Regions from separate parts of the Homo sapiens genome. Here all the other regions are linked to region 1. The links are chromatin loops, found by intact Hi-C in ENCODE. Cell type or tissue: endothelial cell of umbilical vein. All regions are shown on one strand.

Region 1 (5,000 bases):
TGAGGCAGGAGAATCACTTGAACCCAGGAGGCGGAGGTTGCAGTGAGCCAGGATCGCTCCACTGCATTCCGGCTTGGCGACAGAGTGAGACTCCGTCTTAAAAAAAAAAATTGTGGTATGATTGAATTACATTTCTTGTACAACTTCTTTCCTGGAATTAATAATTGTCTCTCTTTTGATTCTTTGTTTTGTTTTGTATGCCCCGTCTCTAAATCACCCTTAAATTTTCCAACAGAACTATTGGAAAATCAGTGTAATGGAAAATATTAATCTATAGATCAGCCTTGGTGCTATCCTCCTGGAACCCATTGCCTCATTTTGGTGTCTAGATCTGCCACTGAGTTGTTGGAAGAAGACTTCCCTTTCATATGACTCTCAGATCATTTTTCATGGCTTCTTGGTTGGGGTTCCCTCTGTTGTTTGTGAAGTATTTTCCTGAGAAGGGTACATGGGAAGTAAATGTTTTGAGGCTGTGTGTGTCTGAAAATGTCTTTATTTTATGCTCATCCTTGATTATCTCACAGTTTGGCCGGGTATAGAACTGTAGGTTGGAGACTATTTTCCTCAAAAATTTGAAGGCGTTACTCTATTGTCTTCCAATTTTCAGGAAAGACGCCAGAGCATAATACAGAATACACTCAACTGAAAGCCAGTATGGGCCTTTTAGGATGAGTTGTTACTTGAATGATGCCCCTTGGAAAGATAAAGTTATTAGAGTGATGTCTTCTGAACCATAAGGGAAAAGATAAAGTTGAGAGAATTTCATTTTACTCCCATCTGTTAAATGGCAGTAGTTCAATCCTCTCTAGAGATATTGTAGAAATAAATATTTAAAAATTTAAAGATAGCTATAACTATCAAATAGAAAATTACTTCTTGGGGTGAATGGCAAACTTTGTGGTATTAGCCATTTATGTTTGTATTTTAAAGCACTTTATCATGATAGGATTTTTCCAATCACTACCCTTTAAAAGCCAAATGAATTTTAAATTCATGTGCTATGTGTATTTTAATATTAATATTTGGATATTTTTGGCTTAAAGTTTTCATAATATAACGTTTAATTCCATTTAAAATGGAGTCCACCATGAAAAAGCCTCATTTTGATTGCCTGTGTAAGCTAAGTATAAAGAATGGAATCAGAAAATTGTAATTTTTGAAATAAAATACCTTTAATGTTAGGTATGTTAAGACTGTTTAGCACTGTAGTTGAAGTTTGCAATTACTATTATTATTATTATCATCATCATTATTTTTGAGATGGAGTTTTGCTCTTGTTGCCCAGGCTGGAGTGCAGTGGTACAATCTCGGCTCCCTACAGGCTCTGCCTCCCGGGTTCAAGTGGTTCTTCTGCCTCAGCCTCCCAAGTAGCTGGGACTACAGGTGCCTGCCATCACGCCCAGCTAATTTTTGTATTTTTAGTAGAGATGGGGTTTCACCGTGTTGGCGAGGCTGGTCTTGAACTCCTGACCTCAGGTGATCCGCCCACCTCAGCCTCCCAAAGTGCTAGGATTATAGATGTGAGCCACTGTGCCTGGCCAAAGTTTTTAATTAAAAAAAATTTTTTTCTTAAAAGCAGAGACCAACCATTTTGTTAGGGATAAAACATTTTTAAAGTTAATCTGCCTTTTTTGCAAGAATTTGCATTCAAGCAAGAGTGTCATTTTTACATTTGATTTTAATAATTAATATTAGTATAATGATTAAAATAGAGGTAATCAATAGAAAACTTGTATCAAATGGCAAGCACCAATTCTTAACCCACTGCTAATTGTTTCTAGGAGGTTGTCTTAGCATTGGTTACTATGGTTTTTCCTTAGCCTTTATAAATTACCACAAAAGACAAACTGTTCCTCCTCCAGTTACTAAATTAGTTCCTATTTAATGTTGAAAGGTATCTTGTAAGATTTATGATTCAGATTTTATAACAAGTCTTATTTTAGGATAATGTGCTTTTCTAGTTATATGAGTACCTTTTTGGCCTTTTCCCTAGGGACATTAATCCTTGGCTGGGAAGAATAAACTATAGTCCTCCATAGCAGCTGACTGCAAACTGCAACCATGACGCCTTAGGCTGTTAAAACAAACATTTCTCAACCTTATAGCACAGACTTCCTGTTTTTAAAGCTTTTCTGACCTTCCTGAGAAAAAGACCAATATAGCTGTGGTTACATCCTGTGTTTTTTTTTTATTTTGTTTTTCATTAAAAAAAAAAATCCATTGAATTTTTCTAAAGCCCTTGAGTATAAAAGTGATTAATGCACCAAAAAATGTAAATAGCACAGGGCTCATGTCTGATCTTTGCTAGGCCTTCAATAAAAGATAATAGAACCAGGTCGGCTTTTAATGCGTCTCTGTTTGTTCAATGTCTGCTACAATTGGAATGTCAGGAAAATCTCACATTAAAGGACCTGCCCTATTCTGGAGAGATTGTGAAGGAAGCATTTGGCAGTCATTTCCTTTCACTTAAGAGAATGAACATGCTTTACATTATAATCGTTTAAACATACCAGAGTCAGCTGATAGGGCTCTCGTATTCTTCACTGTAGAGTCAGCTTGCTCTGAAGATTGGAGGGGATGATCAGTGTTTAGATTTTATTGTTGGAATTAATCAGATGATGTAAACGTTAGAAGTTAGCCCATGCCTTCCTTTGTACTCACTCAGTTGTTGTTTCCTGCAGCCCAAGTATTTGCTCTTTTAGTTAAAATTAAACTCCAGAATGTATGTTCAGCATTTGTCTTTATGACAGTCTCACTCACTTCTAATCCCTTCAGAAGAAAACACAAGAAACCACCCTGTGTTGTGCAGATCAAACATTCTCGAATCTGTGGCTTTTGATTTTTGTTTTAGCCAATGTATTATATAATGTTTGAGTGTATATTTTTAACTGGAGTCTTCTGGCATTTTCTAGAGAGCAGTTATTGGCTTTTAGGCAGGCAGTTCCTGGATCTGTAATGCTACCTCTGATGCTGAGACTGGCAAATGGTACTCATTTAATTTTTTGAAACATTTAAATGTATGTATTTTTTTCTGAAATACACGTGTGTAATTTTATTTTAAAGTATTTTCATTTATTGGCGGCATAATACTAGAGAAAACATGTCCTAATAATAATAAAGGGCAAAATTATATTTTGAATTTGTGTACATTATTTTAATAAGTCATACAATTATCTGTCTGGTTAATATTTTGAATTCTTAGGATATTGATTTCAGTTGTGGTTTTGAGTTATCCTTAAGATTACTTCCAGTACATTTGGCTGGATCTCCACACTGATTTTATCATATATCATCAGTTCAAAATACACGAGGGGCCTCATTTTAAACATCCCATTGAGGCCCTGCATCCCTGAGCTCTTTCTTCCACAAAACTGTTTGTTTTTAAATCTGTAAAACCCTTTTCCAAACGAGAAATTTCTCTTCTTAACCCTGCTTTGGCTTTTCAACGTATCGCTCTATTGGAATTTAATAATTTGATCTGCACAGTCTGAGATCTCTAGTGAGTTTTGAAATAAAAATGAAAATGTCCTTAAACATATTTAAAGCATGTGCTATCTAAGAGGTCTTGCTCTCTGTCTGAAGTTGGTTTAGGGCTACATCCATGAGACGGCTGCACACTTCCAAAAACTAAAACCTCCAGGCCTGACCTTCGATTGATGACTAATGTCATAACAGTTTGCTGTGATGCCCCCGGGAGCCTAGTGGAAAGTTGTATTTTTTGTTTTCTGGAGTATATTTTTATAATGCTGATAATGTATTTCATGATATAATACTTTAAATACTTATTAGCAGTTTATCACTCCCTTTTTTTTTTTTTTTTTTTTTTTTTTTTTTGGAGACAGAGTCACACTCTGTCACCCAGGCTGGAGTGCAGTGGCTCGATCTGGGCTCACAGCAGCCTCCGCCTCCCAGGTTCAAGTGATTCTCCTGCCTCAGCCTCCCGAGTAGCTGGGATTATAGGCATGCGCCACCATGCCCAGCTAATTTTTGTAATTTTAATGGAGATGGGGTGTTGCCATGTTGGTCAGGCTGGTTTTGAACTCCTGGCCTTAAGTGATCCACCCGCCTTGGCCTCCCAAAGTGCTGGGATTACAGCACTTTGCTACTGTAATCCCAGTAGTTTACAGGTGTAAGCTACTCCGCCTGGCCTATCACTCTTAAATATGTTTGGGACTATGGCCAGGCACGGTGGCTCACGCCTGTAATCCCAGCACTTTGGGAGGCTGAGGCAGGCGGATCAAGAGGTCAGGAGATTGAGACCGTCCTGGCTAACACGGTGAAACCCCGTCTCTACTAAAAATACAAAAAATTAGCCGGGCGTGGTGGGCACCTGTAGTCCCAGCTACTAGGGAGGCTGAGGCAGGAGAATGGCATCAACCTGGGAGGCGGAGCTTGCAATGAGCCGAGATCATGCTACTGCACATCAGCCTGGGTGACACAGCGAGACTCCGTCTCAAAAAACAAACAAACAAACAAATATCTATGTTTGGGACTATGTTGGAAAGTAAAACATGAAGGAAGGTTGTAACTAATGCCCAACCTTAATGTTGTACCTATGTTATTTCACTTTAAAGTGTGCTATTCAGAGTTTTACTAAAGGCCAGTCTGTCTTGGGCTTTTTGTTTTCTTTTTATAATCTGATGTTATTTCTAGTTATTTTTCAAGAGTATATTACGTAGACTGCAACAGTATATTCAAGAGTATATTACGTAGATTGCAACAGTCCCCCCAGGACTTAGGGGGAAGAACATTTTGATTTGGTTTGGGATTGAGAGTGTCTGTGGAATGCCATTATGGTGGAACCCATAGGGCATTTGCATATGTGGGCCTCTTGCTAAGAAGCAAGCTCAGCTGGAAAAATCAAATTTTGGAATCACAAACACAGAAACAGCTTGAGAGTGGATCTTTTCACTGATGTGAGATGGCCGAATGTGATAAAAGGAGGCTTGACAGGGACTACTTGTATTTAGGAGGAGTCATGGAAAGAAAGAGAGAATCGC
Region 2 (5,000 bases), 320 kb after region 1:
TCCATGAGGCAAGTGGTGGTGTTGCCATCACAATACGTGTGAAGAGAAAGGAGGCAGAGAGATTATGATGACTTGCCCAAAGAACACAGAGTTCACACTGAATTGGAACTGGAACTTGGGCAGTGTGGTTGCAGAGCACCCAGTCTTAGCTGCTGTGCTGTTTCTGACTCAGTATCTGTCACATAGTAAACATTCCATTAGAATCAGCTCCTGTTTCTCCTCCCAGGGAAGACACACAGTACATTTTGCCTGAGATAACTGTCTCACCAGATGTGTATACAGTCACGTGGTAGACTGGAAAGCACATTTGTGAGTGTTAGTTCTCATGGTCCTTTGAGTTTTCCCTTACCTTTAAAATGCAAAGATGCTGTTGAAAGTGAATAAACTGATACTGTGGAGAAAGCATGATATATCACAAAGAATGCCATTGTGGAAAAAGTTCACTTTGACTGCTTAATGAGGGGGAGGGGTCTCCTTTGGGGGATGATGAAAGCGTTTTGGAATTAGATCTGAGGGCTGCACGCATTGTAGATGTATTAACTGCCTCTGAATTGTAAACTTTAAAATGATTAATTTTATGTTATGTGAATTTTACCTCAATAACAATTTTTTTAAGTTAATTCGAGTTGGGTTTTACCTTTGGAAGTATAATTACAAAGCGGGCAATACTTCATGCTGTTAAAATTAAACTTGATTTATTAGACGGCTGACTGCTTCCGTTGTTATCCACAGCTGAAAAGGAGATGAAGATCCTGCTTGTAGCTGAGCAGTCTTTAGAAGTCTGCTGCATTCTTCCCAAATTCCATCACTCTAGTCAAGAGTAAGAGGATTTGATAATAGGGGACTGGTTTCCTCTCGGCTCTGTGATAACTGGGGACTGGTTCCAGGAGGGCAGGTACTTTGTATGTGAGTTTTCATGTACTTCACATTATGTCCATGTCACGTTCTTCAACTTGATCAGCCTTTGAATTTTGGCATGGACAACAAACTCCACATTGAATTCAGCTCTAGAAGCTGGGATTCAAATTTGACCCCAGAATGGACCCCAAGTGATAGCACAGCAGCCCTTCCCCCCTCCCACTTTCCTGATGGTAGAAACAGGATAATTAGCATAGGTTTTCAAGAGATGATCTCTGCTCAGTTGTTCTGTGCCTTCTCACTTGTCACTAAGGCTCTTAGCCCTGGCTTGAAGGCTTTTGCTAATATTTCTTGGGGAACAAAGTCTTTCTCTGGAATCCATTCAAGGTGGGTAGTTAATGGAATGGCTGTCCTTTAAGCACAGAGAGAGGGGTGGTGTCACCTATGCCTTACAGAGCAGAATAATAATAATAGAATTGGTCCTCGTTCGAGTGTTCCTTCTCAGATTTGTGCTCCCGTGTTCCTTGGGCACTCTCACTGGCTAATTCTCTGCAAACATCACAACTCAGGCATGGAACCTCTCATACTTCCTCCTGTGCCCCCACTGCAGGCCTTCAGTGCATGGTGGTGGTTTTGGTTTTGGTTTTTGTTTCCTCTCCTCTCCCGTTTTAGAAACACGGATGTCTTATATTCCCACAAAAGAATTTAGGAAATTAACCTGTTTACAAAAAGGTCCACACAGGTTTGACATTGCTTCCTCAAAGCACCTTGTTCACAGTTGCCCTTCTAGGTCAAGCTCACCTTCACCTTTTTTTTTTCCTACCTCCAGCTTCAAATGTCTCCAGGTGCCTGCATAGCTGAGCAGGAGAGGTTCCTTTTTTATGCAGACAAGACCAAAGAGGAAATTGTTCATTCTTTTTTTTTTTTTTTTGAGACAGAGCCTCACTCTGTTGCTCAGGCTGGAGTGTAGTGGCGTGATCTCAGCTCACTGCAACCTCTGCCTCCCGGGTTCAAGCTATTCTCCTGCCTCAGCCTCCCGAGTAGCTGGGACTACAGGCGTGTGCCACCACGCCCGGCTAATTTTTTATATTTTTAGTAGAGATGGGGTTTCACCATATTGGCGAGGCCGGTCTTGAACTCCTGACCTTGTGATCCACCCGCCTCGGCTTCCCAAAGTGCTCAGATTACAAGCATGAGCCACTGCACCCGACCCGGAAATTGCTCATTCTTTGGTATTATTATTTTTAGTTTCTTTGTACTTGATTTATTCTGTGGGCAGGAGAAGGGGAATATACAATATCTTATTACAGGAAATACTAGACACCTTATCTGAAAGTTTAGTAACAAACTTCCCTCATGGAATGCCTTTGGGCTGTTTGGCCCTTAAAATATGTTTTCTTTTTTATTTTATTTACATTTATTTACTCACTCAACCACTCAACAGACGTTTGAGTTTCTATGGGAAAGACATTTTAGATAGATGCTGAGGATATAAAAATGAGTAATACAGTTTCTCTCCCCTTAAAGTATTAATCACCTGCTAAGAAATGCAAACAAAAACCAAGTGTAACTGTGGTAAGTGCTTCATGGAGATATAATATATATATATACTAGTAGTGGATTTTATGGTTTACAGAGCAAGTTAACGTATTTTTTTCTTATTTCCTTGGGGTAACAGTCTTCTGAAGCAATTGGGTGACTCTGGCTGAGAGTTGGGACTCAGACCTTATGATTTGTCACTTTTTTGTTGCTCATTCCCCCTCTCCAGCACTGAGTGATGTGGGATTCCATGACTGATAAGTTTGTTCTCTGCAGTAGCTCCTTTCTTAAGTTAAATTACTGGAAAACGGAAATGTGTGTGAATTCCTTTTCCACTCCCGCTGTCCTTGGACAAATTATTTCATCTCTCTGTGCTTTAGTTTTCTCATCTATAAAATGGTGATAATATTATCTGCTTCCCAGGACAGTAGTGAGAATTAATTGAGTAGTTGATGGTCAGAATGATCTTGCCTGTATGTAGTTGTCGAACTTCAAATATTTTGAGAATCTGAAAAGCAAGAAATATTTCTCAAAATTGTTTAATTTGGAATTGTGGGCAGTATGTTTAGCATACTTCCAATCAAGATTTTGGTGAAGCTTTTTAATAATGGGGAAAGCTCTGTATAGTGTTGTGTGCAAGATGAATTGTGTCTGTTTACATTGGATTTCAGCTCTGTCCTACCTGTGCAGTTAGAGCCACCTGCATTAGAAATTGAAAGTTGGGATTATAGAATGTCAAGAAATGGCAGCTAATTTGGTTTTCCCAAAGTATAGGTCACCATCCTTCATCTTGTCTTTCTGGTCTCAGGAGCCCTTAGTGGAGAAATCAGGGATTTTTCTTGGGTTATGGTGTATAGGATTTTGCAGTGTTTTAAGTCCCCAGGTGGAGATTGGAGGTGGCCAGCCTTCATGGCAAAATCGTGGGCCTTGAGCTCCTATCATCTGAAGCTTCTAATTGCCCTTCAAATTATAAACAAAAAATGAAGGAAGTTTTAAAAGGTATTTTTATATGTTAATATATTTTCTTAGCAACATTTTCAACTCTATATAGTTTTTACTTTTACCTGGATACTAGTAATCCATAGTTGATTTGATGCCATTAAACTTTCATTCATGTAAATTGTCTCTGTATTATGTAGTTGCCCAGTTCTGGATGCATCAGAGTTGAGGGTTGCTATTTTATCTTACCTATGCTTTTCAAATAATATTGATAACAGAAATAACCAGAAATGGACCTTGCCTGCGCTTGGGTCCATTTGTTGGGAGATGCCCATTATGCTTTATGAACACTGTGTATTATTCTTAAAACACCTTGAGCTGTTAGAAAACCAACCCCATTTTATGAGTAGAATTAAACAGGACTTGGAAAGGGGGAGTGCTCACCCAGAGCAGTTTAGATTGAGTCAGCAAGAGAAAGGAGGGTCCCCTAAGCCACTGCTCTTTGTCATGCTACGGTCCAATCAGAAAGGCCCAGATGATGTGGATGCTATGGTTCCTGGCTTTGGGCCCCCAGTCACACAGGCCACGCTAAATAGGATACTGCATCTTACTTGGCATTTATTACCCTTGATGGAGGCGGAAATAAGAACTGTTGTATTTGGATCTTCCTAGAGCAGTTGGTGAACTGATGGTGCACTAGACTAAAAAATTCACAGAAACATCTGGAAAGGTAAGATCAAGTACTATAAAGTGTAGGACAGTTTCTGGCAAAGTAGCCTCCTTCTTGGTAGGTTGAGTCTTTGGGAACTTGGGGACGAATCCCTGCAGAAGTCCAATCTGAGCACCTTGCTATTCCTTCTCATGAGTAAGCCCACCACATTCTCCTTCTCCTACTTTCAGGATAAACTTCATCATGGTATTTTGGTGCACATCTTCATTGGGTAGTATCCAACTATATTTTCCACCGTCTCTACATGGTTTAGAATCCTTTCATTTTCTATGAAATGGAAACCCTTGAAAATGCCCCCAGAGAATGCACATCGTGTTCTCTGCAGCACTCTGTATCGCTTGCTTTGGTCAGAGGGCTGCTTCACGAAGAGCTGAAACTTTGCTCGCAAACATCCCTCCAGGGCTGGTAATCTTCCAGACAGGATGGCCCACTTGATAGAAATGTTTTCAGCACAACCTTGCAGCAGATGTTTGCTCTGGTGTGCTGGCGTAACAGATGCTGACCATATCTCTTGAGGGCCTCCACGTCCCTCATAGATGGACTCTACTGCTAGTGTGAGTTATGCGTACTTCAGGGCCATAATTAAAGCTCCTAGATGGAGGGGTGGGGGTAGATACTGGCTGTGTTCAAAGTGGGTGTTTATGGTTGATAGGAAAAGGCAAATGTTTTGTCTTTGCTGAATTTTTAGAAAGCTAGGAATGAAGAATGAGACCCAGGGGAGAGGAAAAAGTTTTGGCTAAGTTTGTTTTTATCTAGATAGATAGATGGATAGACAGAGAGATATATAGATAGAGATATTCATTTTCCAGGTTAGGTAAAAATATAAGCATAAAAGGATTTTTTTAAAAAAGGATTTTGTTAGATTCACCTTTTTTTATTTTTTCAATTGTGTATTTTGTTTATTTCTATTTCTTACAAATGCCCTCTGTGACAT
Region 3 (5,000 bases), 110 kb after region 1:
GCCAATACTAGCCAGAAAAATCTGCTGTGTGTAAGTTTTTTGGTTTTGTTTTTGTTTTTTAAAACGGAAGTGACTGTTGGGTGTCTCTCCACCTTGCTTTCTACCTCCCTTGTAAAGGAGAGGGGCACGAAACCAAACAAGTATTCCTGGCTATAGTTTTAGTAATTTTAGTGGGTAGACATCGGTATATAGCTCAAGTTTAGTTTTTTTTTTTTCTTTTTTTTTCCCCTGAACTATTGGAATTCTTATGGGCTTCTATAACTTATAAAACATATACATGCATATAAATTTTCCAGTGAACATAGCGTGAGGCTGTTTTATTATGTTTTCTTTTCCTTTTTTTTTTTTTGAGATGGAGTCTAACTCTTGTCACCAGGCTGGAGTGCAGTGGCGCAGTCTCAGCTCACTGCAGCGTTCACCTCCCAGGTTCAAGTGATTCTCCTGCCTCAGCCTCCCGAGTAGCTGGGACTACAGGCGCCCGCCACCACGCCTGGCTGATTTTTTTGTATTTTTAGTAGAGACGGGGTTTCACCATGTTGGCCAGGATGGTCTCGATCGCTTGACCTTGTAATCCACCCACTTCGGCCTCCCAAAGTGTTGGGATTACAGGCATGAGCCACCGCACCCAGACTGCTTTTCATTTCTTTATGTTTGGCCATTATGTAATGCTGATTTTTGGCCTTTCGAATTTTTATTAGAGAGAAGGGTACTGTGCTTTTACAACAGGTAAATGATTGCCACACAAAGGGTGCACTTTTGTTGTGAGGCTGCTGCCCTTGGTTGCAGCCTACAGACAGTGAAGTTTCTCTTCGATGCCTGATTAGAATGGAGAGCGCTGCTGCACTGCCATAGGGCCTTGTTAACGATGGATAGTTTGGATGGAAAGGCAGAAGGACCTAAAAAGGCAGCTGTCAAATGCCTTCGGTTCTCTCTAATAGAAGATGTGTGTCTGTGTGTGTGTTTGTGTGTGTGTGTGTGTGTGTGTGTGTGTGTGTGTGTGTGTTGACCTTGGACATGATGGCAGTTGGGATTAAGGTATCTCAATCCAAAGGATCATGGAAGGAAGATGTGTGTGTGTGTGTGTGTGTGTGTGTGTGTGTGTGTGTGTGTGTGGTGACCTTGGACATGAAGGCAGTTGGGATTAAGGTATCTCAATCCAAAGGATCATGGAAGGATGTTTGGGAATAACATCTTAAGGCAAATTACCAGCATAAATGATTGCTCCCACCTCCCACTCTCAAACAGTCTTGTCACCACAGTGACACCCACTGTCACGTGGTCTGTACCCCCCACTCCCTGGAAGGGGGTACTAATTATTCACAGCAACAGTGATAATGGATAGTAGGGTAGTGTAACTGGATTGGGGAACATTCCTCTCAGTGATGTAGTTTGATTTGTACTTGAATTAAAAAGTATTGGCTTGGCCAGGCATGGTGGCTCATCCCTGTAATCCCAGCACTTTGGGAGGCTGAGGAGGGTGGGTCACTGGAGGTCAGGAGTTGGAAACCAGCCTGGCCCACATGGTGAAACCCCATCTCTACTAAAAATACAAAACAGCCGGGCATGGTGGCGCACGCTAGTAATCCCAGCAACTTGGGAGGCTGAGGCAGGAGAACTGCTTGAACCCAGAAGGTGGAGGTTGCAGCAAGCCAAGATCACACCACTGCACTCCAACCTGGCTGACATAGCAAGACTCTGTCTCAAAAAAAAAAAAAAAAAAAAGTTTGGGAGACCGAGGCAGGCGGATCACAAGGTCAGGAGATAGAGACCATCTTGGCTAACACGGTGAAACCCCGTCTCTACTAAAAATACAAAAAATTAGCCGGGCATGGTGGCGGGCACCTGTAGTCCCAGCTACTCGGGAGGCTGAGGCAGGAGAATGGTGTGAACCCTGGAGGCGGAGCTTGCAGTGAGCCGAGATTGCACCACTGCACTCCAGCCTGGGTGACACAGCAAGATTCTGTCTCAAAAAAAAAAAAAAAAAAAAAAGTATTGGCTTGTTTTCAGTGTAATTTTTTCTGTGTTTTGAGTACTTTTTTAGTATTTAAAGATGCAGGGACACTTTTGAATTAATATTACTGCTAACTTTAGTATTTGGTTAATTTTCTCTGGAAGGTGGGGGACTTTCTGATCTTCCTATGTCAGGATAAGGAAATAATGACTGATTTCGCTATCACTTCCCCCTGGCTTTTTCTTTTGTTACTGGCATTGTCTTGGATATATTACAAATATCCACAGATGTCCAGAGAATTGGCACAGCTATTATTATGATTTTCAATCTGCTCTTAAGATACTGAGCAGATTTCTTAACAAACAAGTTGGAAATGCACAAAGATATCTGATGAATTGTTAAAAAATTCTTAAAGAAAAACAGCTGGCAAATGGTAATTGATAGATAGATGTGTTTAATCTGTAGGACTTGAAGTGCTGCTATGGTGTATTAGTCTGTTCTCAGGCCACTAATTAAGACATACGGAGACTGGGTGATTTTTATAAAGGAAAGAGGTTTAATGGACTCTCACAGTTCCATGTGGCTGGGTAGGCCTCACAATCATGGTGGAAGGCAAAGGAGAAGCAAAGGCACATCTTAAATGGTGGCAGACAAGAGAGTTTGTGCAGGGAAACTCCCATTTATGAAACCATCAGATGTTGTGAGACGTATTCTCTACCATGAGAACAGTGTGAGGGAAACCGCCGCCGTGATCCATTTATCTCCACCCAGCCCCCGTCCTTGGCACGTGGGCATTATTACAGTTCAAAGTCAGATTTGGGTGGGACACAGCCAACCATATAATATGGTTACTGTGGTTTAAGTAGGCAGACACATCTGTGAGACCAGGAGTTTCTCTACAAATGGATGAGGAATGGCACAGAATCCTAGGTGACAGTTTAAGGATTGCATGGCAGAAAAGGCTCTGTGATTAAATTCTCTGATGTTGTCACTGAGCTGTAAGGCTGGAGATAAGACTGTCTCCTTCTGCTGAAAATAAGAATCAATACTCACTCCTTGATGGGCTAAACTATTAAAAAGAGCCCTTCTTACAATGTTTCATTATCTGGGATTTGCCTCAGCTGGTGATTTGTTGGTGGCACAGGGAGATTTGTGAGGCATTTCATATTAAAATTAGTCAGTAGCCGGTGAATCCCTTTAGATAATTCTCTTCCGTTTTACAGTGCTCCTGAATAGATTTGTGATTTATTTTTGCCTAAGTAGCTTTGTGTTTTTTTGGAATTATTAAAAGAGGGTTGGACATCTATACACTTTTTTTAACCTTGTTTTTCCTCATATTCTCTGTGTTTAACAGTTTAGTATTGGCCTTAGCAAAAAACATCAAATATATTTGCGTGGTACATTGACCTGACACTTGATTAACACACGTTGAACTTGATGTTTTTCCCGTATGAAGGAAGTTATACAAGAAGTTGGCCTTGCTTTTTTCGTTGATTTTAACCGTGGACAGGGTTGGGGTTGTTAATTGTTAGGTGGCTGGTAGGATTTCAGCTCCTCGATTGAAAAAGAAAAACAGCCCATCTCGTGAACCTCAGTGACCAAAAGAAATGGTCACTGTGTCATTTGGGTGCTTGTTGTGTCTCATCCCAGTGTAGTGTGATGGCTAGGGAGCAAAGAGAAGGCGAGCCTCTGAGGGTGACCCCTGCCCCGCTGTCCGCCAGGCTGGGAGAAGTTCTGCAGGAGGTCCTGTCATGGGCAGTGCTTACTGGGCTTGTCAGTTGGAACAGCACAATTGCAGTCTGCTGGGGGATGTTTGCAGCCTTCTGCCTTCTGTCTAAGGAGAGTTAAGACTCTCTACTTCAGTGTTTTGAAGTCAGTGCTGTGGTATATTTACATTCTGCTGGTGGAGACAGTACTGTTCATGAAAGATTTTTTGGTTCAGCCTCAGGAAGAGTATGGGCAAAGCTGTGTTAGAAGACGTTGATCTCTGTAGCAAAACCATGAGGTGAGGCTAAAGAACAGTGTAATCTCACATTTCTGCTTCCCTGAAAAACTCATCAGATTTAAAAATCCTTTTCTCTGGCATGGAGGGGAGAGGGTTGAGTGGGAAGGGAGACTGATTAACAAAGGACAGAAAGAGACAGAGGTCTTTGAAATCCAGATGGTCGACTTCTAGTAACAGAGCATTGGATGTGGTTTCTGTGTGTGGAATCCAGCCCTGGTGGGTGTCCAGCTGCCATGAGAGGCTGTGGAGTGAGGGAGGACCGTCCTGGAAGAAACAGAGTCAGGTCTGGTTCCTGTGTGAGAGTCATTGGAGAGAACCGTGCTGCCTCAGAACGGTGCAACCCACCCAGCACCCAGCTCCGTGACGTTGCTTCTGCTGGAGGGCCGGGAATGCCCTTCACGTCCCACCTGTCACCTGCTGGAATCAGCGCCATCTTCTCATAGGTGGTTAACTGTTTTCTCTTCTCTCCAGTGTGTTCCTGGTTGGATGTTTCCTGTTTCCCCTACCAGATTCACAGCTCGTATGTTCGTTCCTGCTTAGTCCATGGGAGGGAGTCTGGGAGCAAGAGCGAGGTGGCAGTACAGCAGGCTGGCTTGCTGTACGCTTTATAATTCCAGCGAGGAAATCTTTCGAATACACACTTGCATTCTGTCACAGTAATGTGGAGAACACATCTAGGGTTTTCAGCTTGTTTTATTCAGCTGCCTGGAGTAGTTAAAATTTTTCTGAGCATATTGCTTCCCCCAACCCCATGAGGCGGGAAAGAGATGTTTAGAGACATATTTCTCTTTTAGGAAGAAATGCAGAACCACTGAGACCTGGACAACTGTTGGTCTTATTTTCTGCTTGGATGAGATACCTTCCTGCTATTTCTTAAGGAAATATAGTTATCCATCCTCACAGTCACAGCTGAATACCAGGCAGTTGGTTGAGTAGTGAGTTCTTCTGGAAGATGGACGGGAAAACTGTCAACAGGATTGATCATTAAAAAAAAAAAATCCAGTGAAATGTTTATTTAAAAAATTAATTGAACTCCCTTGCTTT

Evidence for each region. Peaks named below come from ENCODE experiments on the same cell type or tissue, not always from the same donor. Only the 100,000 strongest peaks of a DNase experiment are listed, where the experiment ranks them.
Region 2: it touches region 1 in a loop (11-fold over the local background); 8 of 110 quality-filtered maps call a loop at or near these places.
Region 3: a loop joins it to region 1, with 5 times the contacts of the local background. A loop is called at or near these places in 4 of 110 quality-filtered maps.

Annotation. Positions count from the first base shown.
Region 1 is chr1:8,709,992-8,714,991 of GRCh38, reverse strand. All of the region lies in intron 1 of RERE (arginine-glutamic acid dipeptide repeats), which reads left to right. Among named protein-coding and RNA genes, the nearest start is that of RERE, 110 kb to the left of the region's middle. RefSeq lists an enhancer at 4,169-4,669. In endothelial cell of umbilical vein, no CTCF peak of the experiment used is centred here; DNase peaks (open chromatin) are centred at 2,091 and 2,501; H3K27ac peaks cover 3,410 bases.
Region 2 is chr1:8,392,264-8,397,263 of GRCh38, reverse strand. The region is part of intron 12 of RERE (arginine-glutamic acid dipeptide repeats); the gene reads left to right. Among named protein-coding and RNA genes, the nearest start is that of RERE-AS1, 30 kb to the left of the region's middle. RefSeq lists an enhancer at 1,336-1,535. In endothelial cell of umbilical vein, no CTCF peak of the experiment used is centred here; DNase peaks (open chromatin) are centred at 113, 773 and 2,153; H3K27ac peaks cover 3,165 bases.
Region 3 is chr1:8,597,740-8,602,739 of GRCh38, reverse strand. The region is part of intron 4 of RERE (arginine-glutamic acid dipeptide repeats); the gene reads left to right. Among named protein-coding and RNA genes, the nearest start is that of SNORD128, 110 kb to the right of the region's middle. RefSeq lists an enhancer at 3,809-4,308. In endothelial cell of umbilical vein, a CTCF peak has its summit at 4,521; DNase peaks (open chromatin) are centred at 2,209 and 4,499; H3K27ac peaks cover 2,132 bases.